Linked DNA regions of Homo sapiens: region 2 is linked to region 1. The links are chromatin loops, found by intact Hi-C in ENCODE. Cell type or tissue: heart right ventricle. All regions are shown on one strand.

What was found. Peaks named below come from ENCODE experiments on the same cell type or tissue, not always from the same donor. Only the 100,000 strongest peaks of a DNase experiment are listed, where the experiment ranks them.
Region 2: a loop joins it to region 1, with 4 times the contacts of the local background. A loop is called at or near these places in 29 of 110 quality-filtered maps.

The regions. Positions count from the first base shown.
Region 1 is chr16:75,759,690-75,767,689 of GRCh38, reverse strand. LOC105371348 (a long non-coding RNA gene) reads right to left here and starts at 7,640. Exons shown (of 6, transcript XR_933748.4): 1 at 7,550-7,640; 2 at 6,031-6,857. RefSeq lists an enhancer at 3,464-3,523. In heart right ventricle, CTCF peaks have their summits at 3,122 and 3,321 (motif pointing right); a DNase peak (open chromatin) is centred at 3,349.
Region 2 is chr16:75,657,872-75,665,871 of GRCh38, reverse strand. CPHXL2 (cytoplasmic polyadenylated homeobox like 2) reads left to right here. Exons shown (of 3, transcript NM_001395862.1): 3 at 4,623-5,645. The coding sequence ends at 5,618. Among named protein-coding and RNA genes, the nearest start is that of TERF2IP, 14 kb to the right of the region's middle. In heart right ventricle, no CTCF peak of the experiment used is centred here; no DNase peak of the experiment used is centred here; H3K27ac peaks cover 1,564 bases.

The DNA of each region.
Region 1 (8,000 bases):
AGACACTGTCTCTTTAAAACTTTAAAATATTAATTATAATACCATGGGCAACCACTAATAAAATAACTAAAATTATATATTTTAAGAGAAATGAAAGGTAATTAAAATGTTACACTATAAAATATCTATTTAACACAAAAGCATTCAAGAATCAAGGAATTGAGGAATACAATGGACATAATACATATAGAAAACAAATAGCACAATAGCAAAAAATAATTCTATCTTATCAGTAATTATATTAAAGTAAGTGGATCAAACTGTCAAACTAGAAGGAAGAGATTTGGAGAATGGATTTTTTTAAACACAGCACAATTATATGCTATTTACAATAGACACTTAAGATTTAAAGACACAAATAAATGGAACATAAAAGGATGGAAAAGATACACCAGCAATAACCAGAAGAGCTGGAGTAGCTATATTAATGCCAGGCAAAATTGACAAAATATTTTAAGATAAAAATTATTATTAGGGCAAAGAAGGATATTTTATAATTATAAAAGTGTCAGTTAATCAAGAAGATATAAAAATAATTAAAGTGTATGTACCTAACAACACAGCCCCAAAATGCATGAAGCAAAAATACACCGAATTAAAGGAAGAGACTATTCAAACTTAATAGTTGGACGCTTCAATAAAAAGGAGAATAGAAAAACAATCTGCCAGGGTCATGATAGTGCCAGCTCTCAAATCTGGGTCTAGGGTAAAAGAGAAATAAAACTAAAACCTGTCCGAAAAAAATTCAATCACAGTGAACCTGACTGGGAAAGGAGTAGAAGAGAGGGAAGAGCCAGTATCCAGGCAGCTGGGGAACCCAAAACAATTCCCCTTAGGGCTACTCCCTCCCTGGTATCTCCTGATGTCTGACCTGACCCTCCCCTCCATTAAGAATAGATGTCACTTTCCTCCGTTCTCCTCCACTCTCCTCCACTCACTGCTACTTCTCCCACTCCACATCAACAAACTGAGTCCCAAAAGCTTCTTAAATATCAGCCCTATGGCGCTCAGAGCTCGGAAATGCTGAAAGTCCTTCAGTACCAGATGCCAACTTAGAGAGGACAAAGGAGTAGGAAAGACTGAGCAGTGACCCCTACATCCATGTGCCACTATCCTATAGCACATTTGAGACTATTCTGAAGAGCAAGTTAAACTCACATAAAATAGAAATTTTTATCCTAAAAAATATTTCATATGAAACATTTATGGAACTGAAAAAGTACTATACTTCAATCTGGAGCAAAATGACTTTGGCTCTCACTCTGAAAATAAATGTTTAAATCATACTTGATGGAACAAAGTCAGCTGAAACTATGCACATTGGATTCACCAGGAGACATGTGTACACAGTGGGCTGCCTCTCCTACATAAAAAGGTCTTCATGGATATACAATGGGTCCTCATGAAACTGATTTTGCCACAGATTTTGGGGAACTGAGAGCTTTTTTCTTCCTCCAGGAGGGCACAACTTCCTTCTATTTTCCAGTTTTTGTGCTCTACCTCTTTAATTTTACTTAAAAAGAATGACCCTGAAAAACACATTAGTAATTACTAGATGCCAGAAAATGATCCTTCTAGCATAAAATTGGAACATGGAACTATTTTATCAGTGTTAACTAGACCTGAATTATCAAATTTCAAACAATATTATAATACCAAAAGCTGATTTTAGATTATATTACAGCTCATTTCATAGAGCACCAAGGAAGTGGAAGAAAATATAAATGTGCTTCTTAACCTGTGTGACAAACCTACCTCAATGATTCAAGTGAAAGTTGTGGATTCACATGTTCGAGGCACATAAAAAAATAATCTTGTATGTTTTAATATCTAACTCAAGGACTATCATCCAGCATCTCTCATGCTGTGCTCATTCACACACTACAGAAAGGTAACTCCTCTTTGGCAGAGCTATGAAGTATATCTAAATTAAACAGGCTAATCAAGTGACTGGATTATGTGTAAACCTCCTCAAATAAAATAGTATAAAAAAATATATCATGGTAGAGTTTATTATTGTCACATTATCATAGTAACCACTAGGAATTTAGTCAGTTAAAAATATGTCAAAACCCAGCCTACAAAATGGGAAAAAATATTTGCAAACTATGCATCCGACAAAGGTCTAATATCCAGCATCTATAAGGAACTTAAACAAATTTACAAGAAAAATACCCCATTAAAAAGTGGGCAATGAACATAAACAGACACTTTTCAAAAGAGGACTTACTGCAGCCAACAAGCATATGAAAAAATGCTCCACATCACTAATCATTAGAGAAATGGCAATCAAAACCACAATGAGATACCATCTCACACCAGTTGAAAGGGCTTTTAATAAAAAGTCAAAAAATAACAGATGCTGGCAAGGTTGCAGAGAAAGGGGAATGCTGATACACTGCTGGTGGGAATGTAAATTAATTCAGCCATTGTGCAAAGCAATGTGGTGATTCCCCAAGGAATTTAAAAGAGAATTACCAATTGACCCAACAACCCCATTATTGAGTACATACCCAAAGAAATAGAAATCATTCTACCATAAAGACACATGCACACGTATGTTTATCGCAACACTATTCGCAATAGCAAAGACATGGAATCAACCTAAATGCCAATCAACAGTACACTGGATAAAGAAAATGTGGTACATATACACCATGGGATACCACACATTCATAAAAAAGAACAAGATCACATCCTTTGCAGCAACAAGGATGGAGCTGGAGGCCATCATCCTAAACAAACTAATACAGGAACAGAAAACCAAATGCCACATGTTCTCACTTACAAGTGAGAATTAACCAAGGAGAACACATGGGCACAAAGTGGGGAACAACAGACACATGGGCCTACTTGAGGGTGGAGGGTGGAAGGAAGGAGAGGATCAAAACACTACCCATCGGATATTATGCTTATTACTTGGGTGATGAAATAATCTGTACCCCAAACCCCCATGACACGCAGTTTACCTATATAACAAGCCTGCACATGTGCCCCGAGCCTAAAATAAAAGTTTTTTTAAGTCAAAACCATCTTCATTCTTTGTCTTCTTTACAAAAATATATCTGAAAAAATACATCCTGTGAAGTAGTGCTCTAAAGTTGTCGGAGATATTGATTTATTACTTCCTTTACTAAAATAATACCTTATATTTACTTAATTAAAATATATAAAACCTCCATAACTGGCATTTACGTTCAGAGAAATCGCTCTAAATAAAACATCTGCCAGGAACTAAAAGCATTTTAAAGTGGCTTGGCACTAACACTGTCATTATCATCACTATTACAAGGGACAGTGTCAGATTACATGTATGGCCACGAGGAGGTGCTAATACCCTGTGGCTTCATCACCAAAAAGAAAGTCATCAGAGCTGCAAAACCTGGGCCTGTTATTGCAGAGTCTGGTAAAAACAAAAACCCCACAGAGAGCAGAGTAACCTGCTGGCCTCTCACAGGGGACCGAGTGAAGGATGCTCTACAATCCAGGGAAAGGGGTGATAAGCCAGGGGAAAGCTGGCCTGCCTACCTGTTCTTCTCACAGAGGTGCCTCTTTAAAAATACATCTGATGAAATACTGTAATTTCTAAATGTTTGGACATTGTTATAATTATCAAATTAATCATTGATACAGTAGTCATTCCAATTTAGCTTCTTGTCCATCACTACAATTCTGAAGAATAAAATGTCTGCCCAGAAATAAGAATGTGGAGTCAGAAGAGGCTTTATTACTAGAAATATGAAATCAAAATGAAATTGCAGAGCTGTTCCAAAACAAAAATGTAAAGGCCCTTTCACTTACTGGCCCTTTCTATTGAAAACAAGAAGGAATTTAAGAGTAGTGTTATTGTTGTTAACGTTTTCACTGTGAGACAATTTGAGGGATTTACTTTGTTATCATACATTTGACATCGTCTCAACTCCTGTTCCAATCACAGAAATGCCTCCAAATAAAATACCTGCCAGTAATTAAAAACACATTATTATATAATTATCATTATTCCTTCAAAGGGGGTGGGAGGAGTTATTAGTGCAGTCCTTGTGATTTTTCTCTAAGTTTGAAACTATTTCAAAATAAACTTCTTTAAATTGCATATCCCTTTCTTGAAATACAGTTAAATGAAAAGCCTACCAATAGTTAAACCTTTAATGTTATGAGGGATAATATTATCATTACTAGTAAATAGGGTTAACCCCAAACAATGGAAACTGGTTTGTTTCTAGGCAGAATGCTGGATCCCAGCAACCAGGGAGGAAACAGGTCATTTGTCTGCAGTCGCCATTCTGTGAAATCCACTCGGTAGCAACAGTCAATGGATCTCCCAGTGGAATTGCTTATCACCTAGCAATGTATTGGTTGTAAATAATCCAGTCACAAATGTATTCTCTTCAATTTACATATACTTGTGGCTCTAACAAAGAGAAGTCATCATTCTCTAGTGTGCAAATGAACACAGCAAGAAGCACGATTGGATGAGTTTGTTTTTCTTTCTAAGCTGGGGCATGTGAATCCACACATTATCACATGAAACAGTGATATGCATTAAACAGAAATTTAAAAACACATTTATATGTTTATTCTTCCCGGGTTCTCCATGAAATAAGCAGTAATTGAATCCTGATATCTGCTTTTCATATATGTTTTTAAAGTGATAATTCAGATTTAATAGCACCAATAACAAAACAGTGCCATGTTCCAGTTTTACGCTAGAGGGATCATCCACCAGCATTTATTAATTACTAATGTCTTTTCTTGACATTCTTCTCTTCAAGTAAAATTACAGAACTACAGAAGAAAACCTGAGAATTGGAGCAAGTGTTCTCTTGGAGAACAAAGCCCTCAGATCCTACAAAATTAGTTTTATGAAGATATACAGTAACTGTCTTGGTCTTTTTTTTCTGTTGTTTATAAGAGAATTCCTGAAACTGGGTAATTTATAAAGAGAAGAAACTTATTTCTTACAGTTGTGGAGCTGAGGAATCCAAGGTCAAGGGGCCACATCTGGTGAGATCCTTCCTGCAGGTGAGGACTGTCTGAAAAGTCCTGAGGCAAGGCAGGGCCTCACCTGGCGAGGCAGTCGTCTGTGCTAGCTCAGGTGTCTCTTGCCCCTTTTTTTATTTTTATTTTTTTATTTTTTTTTTGAGACGGAGTCCCGCTCTGTCTCCCAGGCTGGAGTGCAGTGGCACGATCCCGGCTCTCTGCAAGCTCCGCCTCCCGGGTTCACGCCATTCTCCTGCCTCAGCCTCCTGAGTAGCTGGGACCACAGGCGCCCGCCACCATGCCCGGCTAATTTTTTGTATTTTTAGTTCAGGCAGGGTTTCGCCATGTTAGCCAGGATGGTCTCGATCTCCTGACGTCGTGATCCGCCTGCCTCGGCCTCCCAAAGTGCTGGGATTACAGGCGTGAGCCACCGCGCCCAGCCGTCTCTTGCCCTTCTTATAAGCCACCTGTCCCACTTCCATGATAGCCTATTCATCTGTTAATCCATGAATGGATAATTCATTCAAGAGGGCAGACCCCTCATGATCCAATCACTTCTTAAAGGGCCCACTTCTCAATACTGCCACATTGGGGATTTAGTTTCAACATCAGTTTTGGAAGGGACATCCGAAACACAGCAGTAACCAATGAGAAAATTTGCTGCTAGGAGAGGCAGCCCCCGTGTACTGGGGAGAGTGACTCACTTATTCAACCTGCATGTCAAATGAATGTGATCGCAAACATTCACACACACACACACACACACACACACACACACACACACACACACGTACATACAGTCCCATTGGATCCAATAGTACACTGTCATCTTACCGTTTCATCATGAATGGTTTAAACATTTATTTTCAGGGTAAAAGTTAAAATTGTCCTAAATCATCTACTTTTTTAGTACAGTGAACGTTTCATGCAAATTGTTTTTATGACGGAAATTTCTGTTTCACATCAGTTTCATTTCCTGTTTGGTATGTTCTCAAATGTGCCATAGCACATGAATGTGGGGTCACTGCTCAGCCTTTCCTACCTACTCACCCTCGCCAAGGTGGCATCTGGTAGTGAGGGAGGCTCAGCACTTTCCAGTCTCAAACCCTGGGACTCAAGCAGTTTCTGGGAATGATACGATGTATTCCTTTCTTAAGGCGGCTGCAACAAAGCACCCTAAACTGGGTGGCTTAAAACAACAGGAATTTATTCTCTCAGAGTGGTAGGGGCTGGAAGTCTGAATCAAGATGCCAGCAGGGCCAGGCTCCCTCCTCGCTTGCTGTCACCAGCAGCCCTTGGTGTTCTTGGCTTGCAGCTGCATAACTCCTGTCTTTAACTCCATCATCACGCGGTATTTCCCCCTCCTGTGTCTCCGCCACGTCATTTCCCTGCTTCTTGTAAGAACGCCAGTTACATCGGATGAGGACCCATCTTAATGACCTAACAATGTTGTCACAAATTTTAAAAGTTGAAAACTCCCAGGCAGTGACTAATGGGCAAACAGCCAAAGCTGAAGAATTTAGAGAGGAGAAAACAGTAGGAGGAATAATATATGATAGAGTGTTAACTGGATTGCTTCTGGCCAAAAGTAGAGATAAAGGGTCAGGCATGGTGATTTGCACCTCTAGTCCAAGCACTTTAGGAGGCTGAGGTGAGAGGATTGCTTGAGCCCAAGAATTCGAGACCAGCCTGGGCAACATGGCTAAACCCTGTCTCTACCAAAAATACAAAACATTAGCCCGATGCGGTGGCACATTCCTGTAGTTCCAGCTTCTCGGGAGGCTGAGGTGGGAGAATTGCTTGAGCCTGGGAAATTGAGGCTGCAGAGAGCTGTGATCGTGCCACAGCACTGCATTCTGGGTGATGGGAATGAGATCCTGCCAAAAAAAAAAAGATAAGGCATTATTTTCTGAGATCAGCAAAGATAGTTTCTTCTACATTTATGCCCGTCCTAGGAAGGACATAGGATGAGTACAGAGTTCACAGGATTTCACAGATAATAAGGAAAAAGATACGACCTTGGAGTGGCAGTAACAAACAATGAGTTTTATTCGGACAGTGCTTTAGCAGGATCACAGGTGAGGAGAAGTCCCTCACAGCATGAGACCTTCCAGAGTTGAGGGCACAGAGCCAGAAAAGAAAGAGGACAAGAGTACTCTGGCAGAGAGCAGGCAGACAGGAAGGGAGGAAAGAGGGAGGGAGGGAGGGTAGGAACGAAAGAAGGAAGGAAAGAAGGAAGGAAGGAACGAAGGAGGGAAGGAAGGAAGGGAGGGAGGGAGGGAGGAGGTAGGGGAGAGAGGGAATGAAAGGAAAAATGGAAGGAAAGGAAGAGAGGAAGGAGGGAGGGAGGGAAGAAAAGAAGGAAGGAAGGAGGGAGGGAGGGATGGAAGGAGGAAGGGAAAAGAAAGGAAGAATGGAAGGAAAGAGGGAAAGAAAGAAGGGAGGGAAGGGAAAGGAAGGGAAGGGAAGGGAAGGCAAGGGAGGGGAAGGGAAGGCAATGCAACAGCTCCAGTGGAAAATTCAAGTCCTCCTTCAACTGCATCCAAAAATAATAATTTTTACTAGATACCTGATGTAGAGAAGGCATACCCTGCCCAGATACAGGAGAATCTCCCAAAAGTGGATGACAAGATCAGCCATGACTGTGAAGAGATGGACACCTACAAAATACAAACCAAAATGCTTTCAGAAAAATTTGAAAGAATCACAGGTTATTATCAAAGCAGCTTATTTCCCATGACAGAAAATCCCATGACAATGAGTTGAGAGCTCTGTTGGCTAAGACACATCTTTGTATCTTAAGAAAAGGAAATGCGGGCCAGACACTGTGGCTCACGCCTGTAATCCCAGCACTTTGGGAGGCCGAGGTGGGTGGATCGCAAGGTCAGGAGTTCAAGACCAGCCTGGCCAGCATGGTGAAACCCCTTCTCTACTAAAAATACAAAAATAAAAATAAAAAACTAGCCAGGCATGGTGGCACATGCCTGTAGTTCCAGCTTCTTGGGAGGCTGAGGCAGGAG
Region 2 (8,000 bases), 100 kb after region 1:
GTTTGTTGGGACAGAGTCTTGCTCTGTTGCCCAGGCTGGAGTGCAGTGGTGCAGTCTTGGCTCACTGCAACCTCTTCCTCCCCGGTTCCAGTGATTATCTCCTGTCTCATCCTCCCAAGTAGCTGGGATTACAGACGCCTGCCACCATGTCCAGATAATTTTTGTATTTTTAGTAGAATTGGGGTTTCGCCATGTTGGCCAGGCTAGTCTCAAACTCTTGACCTCAAGTGATCCACCCGCCTCAGCCTCCCAAAGTGCTGGGATTACAAGCATGTGCCACTGCACCTGGCTATACCTTGGTGTTTTTTTGTTGTATAGGTCCTGTGAGATTTATGCTTTAAAAGGCTATGTTTTGATGCATTTCCAGGATTTATTTCAAGATTTCAGAGCTCCTTTTAGCAGTTCTCGTAGTGTGGCTTGGTAGTGGCAGATTATCTCAGCATTTGTTTGTCTGAAAGACTATATCTTTTCTTCATTTATGATGCTTACTTTCACTGGATACAAAATTCTTGGCTGATAATTGTTTTGTTTAAGGAGGATAAAGATAGGGCCCCAATCCCTTCTAGCTTGTAGAGTTTCTGGTGAGAAATCTGCTGTTAATCTGATAGGTTTTCCTTTATAGGTTTTCTGGTGCTTTTGTCTCATGGCTCTTAAGATTCTTTCCTTCATCTTAATTTTAGACGAACTTGATGACAATGTGCCTAGGCAATTATTTTTTGGGATGAATTTCCCAGATGTTCTTTGAGCTTGTGATATATGAAAGCAGGCACTTGCTTTTTTTGGTTAGACTCTCATGAGCGCTGCCTCCCACTGGCTCTATAATCTCTGACAAATTCTTGACTCTCCTAGTGCCTTTTCTGTTGCTTAGAACAGAATATCTGAAATTGAGTGATTTATAAAGAAAACATTTATTTCTTATAGTTAGGGAGGCTGAGAAGTCCAAGGTCAAAGGGCTGCATCTGGTGAGAGTTTTCTTGCTGGTGGGGACCAAGGTGGTACAGGGTATCACATGGCAAGGTGGCTGAGGGTACTAGCTCAGGGGTCTCTTACTCTTGTAAAGCCACCAGTACCACTCCCATGATAACCCATTAATCCATTAATCCATGAATGTGTTAATCCATTCATGAGGGCAAAGTCCTTGTGATCCAATCACCTTTTAAGGCCTCACCTCTCAGTGCTGCCATGTTGAAGATTAAGATTTTGGGGTTTTGTTTGTTTTTCTTTCTTTCTTTTTTTTTTTTTTTTTGAGATGGAGTTTTGCTCTTGTTGCCCAGGCTGGAGTGCAATGGCACGATCTCACCTCACTGCAACCTCTGCCTCCCCAGTTCAAGCAATTCTCCTGCCTTAGCCTCCCAAGTAGCTGGGATTACAGGCACGTGCCGCCATGCCTAGCTAATTTTGTACTTTTAGTAAATACGGGGTTTCTCCATGTTGGTCAGGCTGGTCTCAAACTCCCGACCTCAGGTGATCTGCCCACCTCGGCCTCCAAAAGTGCTGGGATTACAGGCATGAGCCACTGCACCCGGCTGAAGATACAGTTTTATAAAACAAAAGTATCTGAGACAGATCTTAATCAATTTAGAAAGTTTTGTCAAGGTTAAGAACATGCCTGTGACACAGCTTCAGGAGGTCCTGATGATATGTGCCCAAGGTGGTCAGGCCACAACTTGGTTTTATACATTTTAGGCAGACATAAGGCATCAGTCGATACATGTAAGATGTACATTGCTTGGGTCTGGAAAGGCAGGACAAGTGGAAGCAGGGGCTTCCAAGTCATAGGCAGATTCAGAGATTTTCTGATTGGTAGTTAGTTGAAAGAGTTTTTATCACTAGAAAGGAATGTCTGGGTTACCATAAGGAATTGTGGAGACCAAAGTGTTGTCATGCTGATGAAGCCACCAGGTACCAGATTTCAGAATAGACTGTAAATGTTTCTTATCAGACTTGAAGAGTATGTTTTATGTTTCTTTTTTTTTTTTTTTTTTTGAGACAGAGTCTTGCTCTGTCGCCCAGGCTGGAGTGCAGTGGCACGATCTCAGCTCACTGTAAGCTCCGCCTCCCAGGTTCATGCCATTCTCCTGCCTCAGCCTCCTGAGTAACTGGGACTACAGGTGCCCGCCACCATGCCCGGCTAATTTTTTGTATTTTTTTTAGTAGAGACAGGGTTTCACCATGTTAGCCAGTATGGTCTCAATCTCCTGACCTCGTGATCCACCTGCCTCGGCCTCCCAAAGTGCTGGGATTACAGGCGTGAGCCACCGCGCCAACCTTGTTCTATGTTTCTTATCATACTTGAGGAGACTGTTTTATCAGTAATCCCAAAAGAAAGGAGGGTATAATGAGGCAGGTGTGGCTCCCCTTTGCTATCAAGGTCTGAACTAGTTTTTCAGTTAACTTTGGACAGCCCTTGGCTGAGAGGAGGGGTCCGTTAAGATGGTTAGGGGGCCTTAGAATTGTATTTTTGGTTTACAGTTTCAAGATGAGTTTTGGTGCGGACATTTAAACCATAGCACTCCTGCACCTCAGTTTTCTCTAAAATATGTGTAATTTTCTCTGTCATAGGTGCTTGGTTCATTGTGCCTAGTCATGGTTTTGTTTTAAACAATTATCCTGTGTGTGGATCAAAGATCCTTGTAGCTTCAGTGCTCCTAATAGCCTAAAGCAATTCTGAATTTAGTAGCACAGGGCATGGAAATATAAAAATGAGAGGTTCCTGTTAGATTATGCAAGTAACTTACCCTGTAGCCTGAACTATAAGAATTACCTCCCACCGGGCGCAGTGAGTGGCTCACGCCTGTAATCCCCGCACTTTGGGAGGCCGAGGCGGGCGGATCATGAGGTCAGGAGATCGAGACTATCCTGGCTAACACGGTGAAACCCCGTCTCTACTAAAAATACAAAAAAAATTAGCCGGGCTTGGTGGCGGGCACCTGTAGTCCCAGCTACTCAGGAGGCTGAGGCAGAAGAATAGCATGAACCTGGGAGGCGGAGCTTGAAGTAAGCCGACACTGCGCCACTGCACTCCAGCCTGGACGACAGAGCGAGACTCCGTCTCAAAAAAAAAAAAAAAAAAAAGAATTATCTCCCTTATTCAAACCATAGCTTCTTGGGATACAAAAAGCATTTTCTCATCTCTGCCTCCCTCAAAGCCTGAATAATTTGGGTATTTGCATATTATCCTCTTTCTAGGGGAGAGAAAAATAAAGATTAGACAAATTGAATGAAATAACTAGGGTTATTCTAAATATATATATTTGGTCTTCTGCTGTTTCCTGGCATGCAATTCTCAAAATACTTAGAATCTCCAAAGCTATGTCTTTTTCTACACTAATGAGTTGACTGATGGTAGTAGACCCTAGTAGCTTCAGGATGAGAGCTGTAAAGATCCAAGCAGGATTAGAGGGTTGGGACTTTCAGCCCCACCCTCCAACTTCTGGGAAGGGGAAGGCGCTGATGGTTAAGTTGATCACCAGCAGTCGATGGTTTAATCAATCATGCCTGTGCAATGAAGCCTCCGTTAAAAAAAAAAAAAAAAAGAAAAGAAAGAAAAAGGGAAAAAAAAAAAGTGGGTTTGGGGAGCTTCCAGATAGCTGAACATGTGGAAGTTCCTGGAGGGTGGCTTGTCCAGGCAGGGCATGAAAGCTCTGCACCCCTTCCCCCATATCTCACTCTATGAATCTATATCCTTTGTAACAAACTGGCAAACATATGTGATTCCCTGAGTTCTGTGAGCTGCTCTGGCAAGTTAATCAAACCCAAAAAGGAGGTCACAGGAGCCCCAACCCAAAGCCAGTCAGTCAAAAGTTATAAAAGCCCAGACTTGCAACTGGCATCTGAAGGAGGGGCAGTCTTGCAGGACTGAGCCCTCGACCTGTGGGATCTGACAGTGTTTCCAGGTAGGCAGTGCTGGAATTGAATTGGAGGACACCCAGCTGGTGTGCACTGCAGAACTGATTGCTTGCCTTGTGTGTGGGGAAACACATTTGCTCACAGTAGTCTTTCTGTGACTGTTGTGGTATGAGAGCAGAGGAAAAATGGTTTGTTTCTTCTCCTCACAGAGTCATACAACAAATATATGGTCAATAAATAATTGAAACAATTGCACTCTTTACTTGTGAAACTTGAACCCAATGTATGTAAGAATTATGTGCATATATGCAACAGAAATGGTATCAGAAAATACATTATTAATTCTTCCTGGTGGAAGAGCATGAGTAAAGTAGCAGGGTTGTAGGAACAATCCACGTCTAGGTGGGACAGCTGGGAGCCTCTTCTGTAGCACAGAGTGGGTCTCAGTGAGCAAGCAGGAGAAGATTGCATATAGGTCACAAGTAGGTTGGAGATAGATTCCAGACAGCCTAGGTTTACACGTAAACCATGGTGTCACTGTCTCCAGTGAAGGAGGTTATGGTTCTAGAAATGCATGATGCATGACCTCCGGTATCATATGTGCAGTTCTAGGGAGATTGTCTTATTTTTTATAAGCCTTAATGTCTGAAGGCAAGTCAGGGACTCTGCTTTTAAAAGGCTTAAAAAGAAAAAGCCTCCTACATTAAGGAATGCATAGAGGCATATAATCAGAGAAGTAGATTTGATAATACAATATTATCTTTTCCCTTTAGAACTGGTTCCAGAACAATAGAGCCAGACTTCCACCGGAAGAAAGACAAAGAATATTTCTTACTTGGAAAAAACACGATTTCCCAGTCCAAGCCTGTCCATTTTTAAGCCTCCAGGAAACCCAGGCTGCAGCTTCCAACTATGCCACAGAGCAGAGTTTTTCCTGTGCCAAGAGGGCTCTGATGAGAAGACCTGGTTGCTCCCTTCTGGAGAAACAGAGGATTGCCTGTCAACAGATGGGCTACAATTGCTTCTCTTTGGAGAACCAAGAGACTCCCAGTCAACAGGTGGGCTCCATGTGCTCTTCTCTGGAGAAACAAGGGATTCCCAGTCAACAGGTGGGTTCCCAGTGCTCCTATCTGGTCGCAGGTACTGAAAAGCATCCAGGCTATGCTTTGGAGTATGGAGGTGACACAGGAAGTGAGCATTCTACTGCCTATCGTTTTCTCAGCTACAACTCTGCAGAATGCCTTCATCCTCCCCCATCTTCTGTGCCATATTTTCATGGAGAAAGGACTGAAACCAGGGAAAGCCAGCATGCAAGTCCCTTCCTTTTGGATTACGCTCAAGGTGCTTACGGGGTGAAGAAAGACCATTGTCTTTGCTCATTCTGTCTCTCACTGCTGCAAGAACAGCAGCAGAATGATTGGCAGTATCACCCACAGCAGCACCAACAGCCTCAGAATTACTCAGAGGGGATGATGTTGCAGGAACAGCTGCCAATGGACTCGGGTCCTTGGGATCTAGAGAAGCAGTGGCCCTCGGCTCAGTCACAGCTGCAGAGTCAACTGCCTCAGAATAATGGAAAGCCGTTGTGCTCTCAACTGCAGCACGTGCCTCCCCAAATAGCTGCCAACTCACCCCTGCTGCCTCTGGGGCAAGATATGCAGGTAGGGGCTTCAAGCAACTCAGGACTCAAATGCAGCAGTTTTAGGTTGAGGGGTCTACACGGGCCTGCCACAGGAACCCAAGGATGCAGCTTTGCAAAGTATTGCTAAGTATCACAGAACCATAGCCACAGGTCAAGCCCACAGTAACCCACACAGCAGGCCAAAGCAAAGCCGTCTCCAGAAGCCTCCACATAAAAAATAAAAATAAAAATAAGTAAATAAATAAATAAAAATAAATTTTTTTAAAAAAGCCAGATGAGGTGAGGTTGTTTGAGCCTAAGGGTTCATGACGAGAGCCTGGGCAACGTGGTGAGACCCCATCTCTAAAAAAAAAAAAAAACTTTTAAAAAAAATTAGCTGTGTGTGATAGTGAGCTCCTGTGGTACCAGCTACTCAGGAAGCTGGTTCAGGAGGATCACTTGAGCCCAGGAGTTCAAGACCAGCCTGGGAAACATTTCTCAAAAAAAAAAAAAAAAAAACATTTAAGCCAGGCACAATGGCATGTGCCTGTAGTCCCATTTAACTGGGAGGCTGAGATGGAAGTATCACTTGAGCCCGGGAGGTGGAGGCTGCAGTGAGCTGTGATGGTTCCACTATATTCCGGCCTGAGTGACTGAGTGAGATCCTGTCTCAAAAAAAAAGTCTTCAGGAAAGCCCCATGAGCTGTTGGTTCCTTCTTGTAGAGAAGCAGTGTCCACATGCATTATAGCTCCTGAGCTCCTGACCATATACTTTATGGTGGCCTGCAGAAGCTTGACTCCACAGAGTATGGATTGAAAAACCAACAAATGCTGGGCGGGGTGGCTTAGCTGGGTGTGGTGGCTCACACCTGTAATCCTAGCACTTTGGGAGGCCAAGGCAGGTGGATCACATGAGATCAGGAGACTAACCTGGTCAACATGTCAAAACCTGGTCTCCACAAAAAATTCAAAAAATTAGCCAAGCATAGTGGTGTGCGTCTGTGGTCCCAGCTACTCGGAGGCTGAGGCACACAAATGGCTGAACCCAGGAGGAAGAGGCTGCAGTGAGCCAAGATCGCACCACTGCACTCCAGCCTAGGCAACAGAGTGAGACTCTGTCTTAAAAAAAAAAGAAAAAAATATATATATACATAACAAAATAATCATATATATGGAGGGAAAGAGCATGTAAAGGTAATTATGTCATTATAAAAAACACTATAAATGCACTTTTTTCTCAACTGATTTTTTGAAAACTGCATAAAAGTATGTGTATATAATGTATAAGTTGATCCTGTAACACAGAAGTTTAATGTATGTATTTTGACAATAACAGAAGGAGGTACATGATCACAGATGCTAATAAAAATGGTCATAGCTGCTGAAGTAATCCTTATAATAATGTATTGTTGGATTTGTAATATTAATAGATGTAATATATATACCCCAAAACCAGGAGAAAGAGAAATAGTCATATAGGAGTAACATCTATGTATATTTCACTGGACTTAAGCTAATATAAATCTGAAACTAATTCTGATCAGATGTGTATGGCAAACCCTAGAGATGTGTATGGCATGTGTATGGCCCTAGATGTGTATGGCAAAACTTCTAATCACTCAAAATATACAGCAAAAATTAAAGAAAATGTTGGCCAGGCATAGTGGCTTATGCCTGTCATCCCAGCACTTTGAGAGGCCAAGGCAGGGACAACACTTGAGCCCAGGAGTTTGAGGCTGCAGTGAGCTATGATAGTGCCACTGCATTCCAGCCTGGGTGACAGAGAGATACCCTGTCTCTAAAAAAGAAAAATAAAATGCTATTTAATATATTAGAAACTACTCATTAAATGCAAAAGAAATCAGTAAATATCATGCTGGCCATCTTTTCAAATACTCCACTTACAATGGTCCCAGCATAATTGGGGTGGCCCCCAAAGCTGAGGATTGGGTCTTCCCACAGTTCTGCAGGACCAGGTGACACGACAGTGAACAACCACACCATCAAGACTGTCTCAGCCTTCTGCACCAATCCTGAACCCCATTCCTGCAGACCCTGGGCCAGGACCTAAACCAAAGCTGCAGCTCGCTGGGGCAACATTGATTGCCCAAGGTGAGGACTAAGCACAGATAGCCTAGTGGCCCTGGTGCAGAACCAGGATTGGCTGCTGAATTCTGAAAACCAGGACTTGGTTCAACATTTACATTTGATAGATGCCTTGATTCCCATTTTGTGTTTGTGAAAAGTGTATGTGTTTACTTTTGCTGTAAAACATAATCACTAATAATATGCAATAAATATTTTCTTGAAGGAAAAAAAAAGAGGAGAACAAGCATTTGAGTACAAATGATGATTCCAGGATGCACTGTAGGGAAGTGGGAATGAGATAAGAGAAGGAAGCCTATGCAGGATGCATTCATAAGTAGATTCCCACTGTGGGCAACTATGTTTACTACTACTGGGGACCTCTAAAAGATGGCATGGAAACCATTATCCCACTCGAAGGATAACTTTCAAATATCCAGTTGTA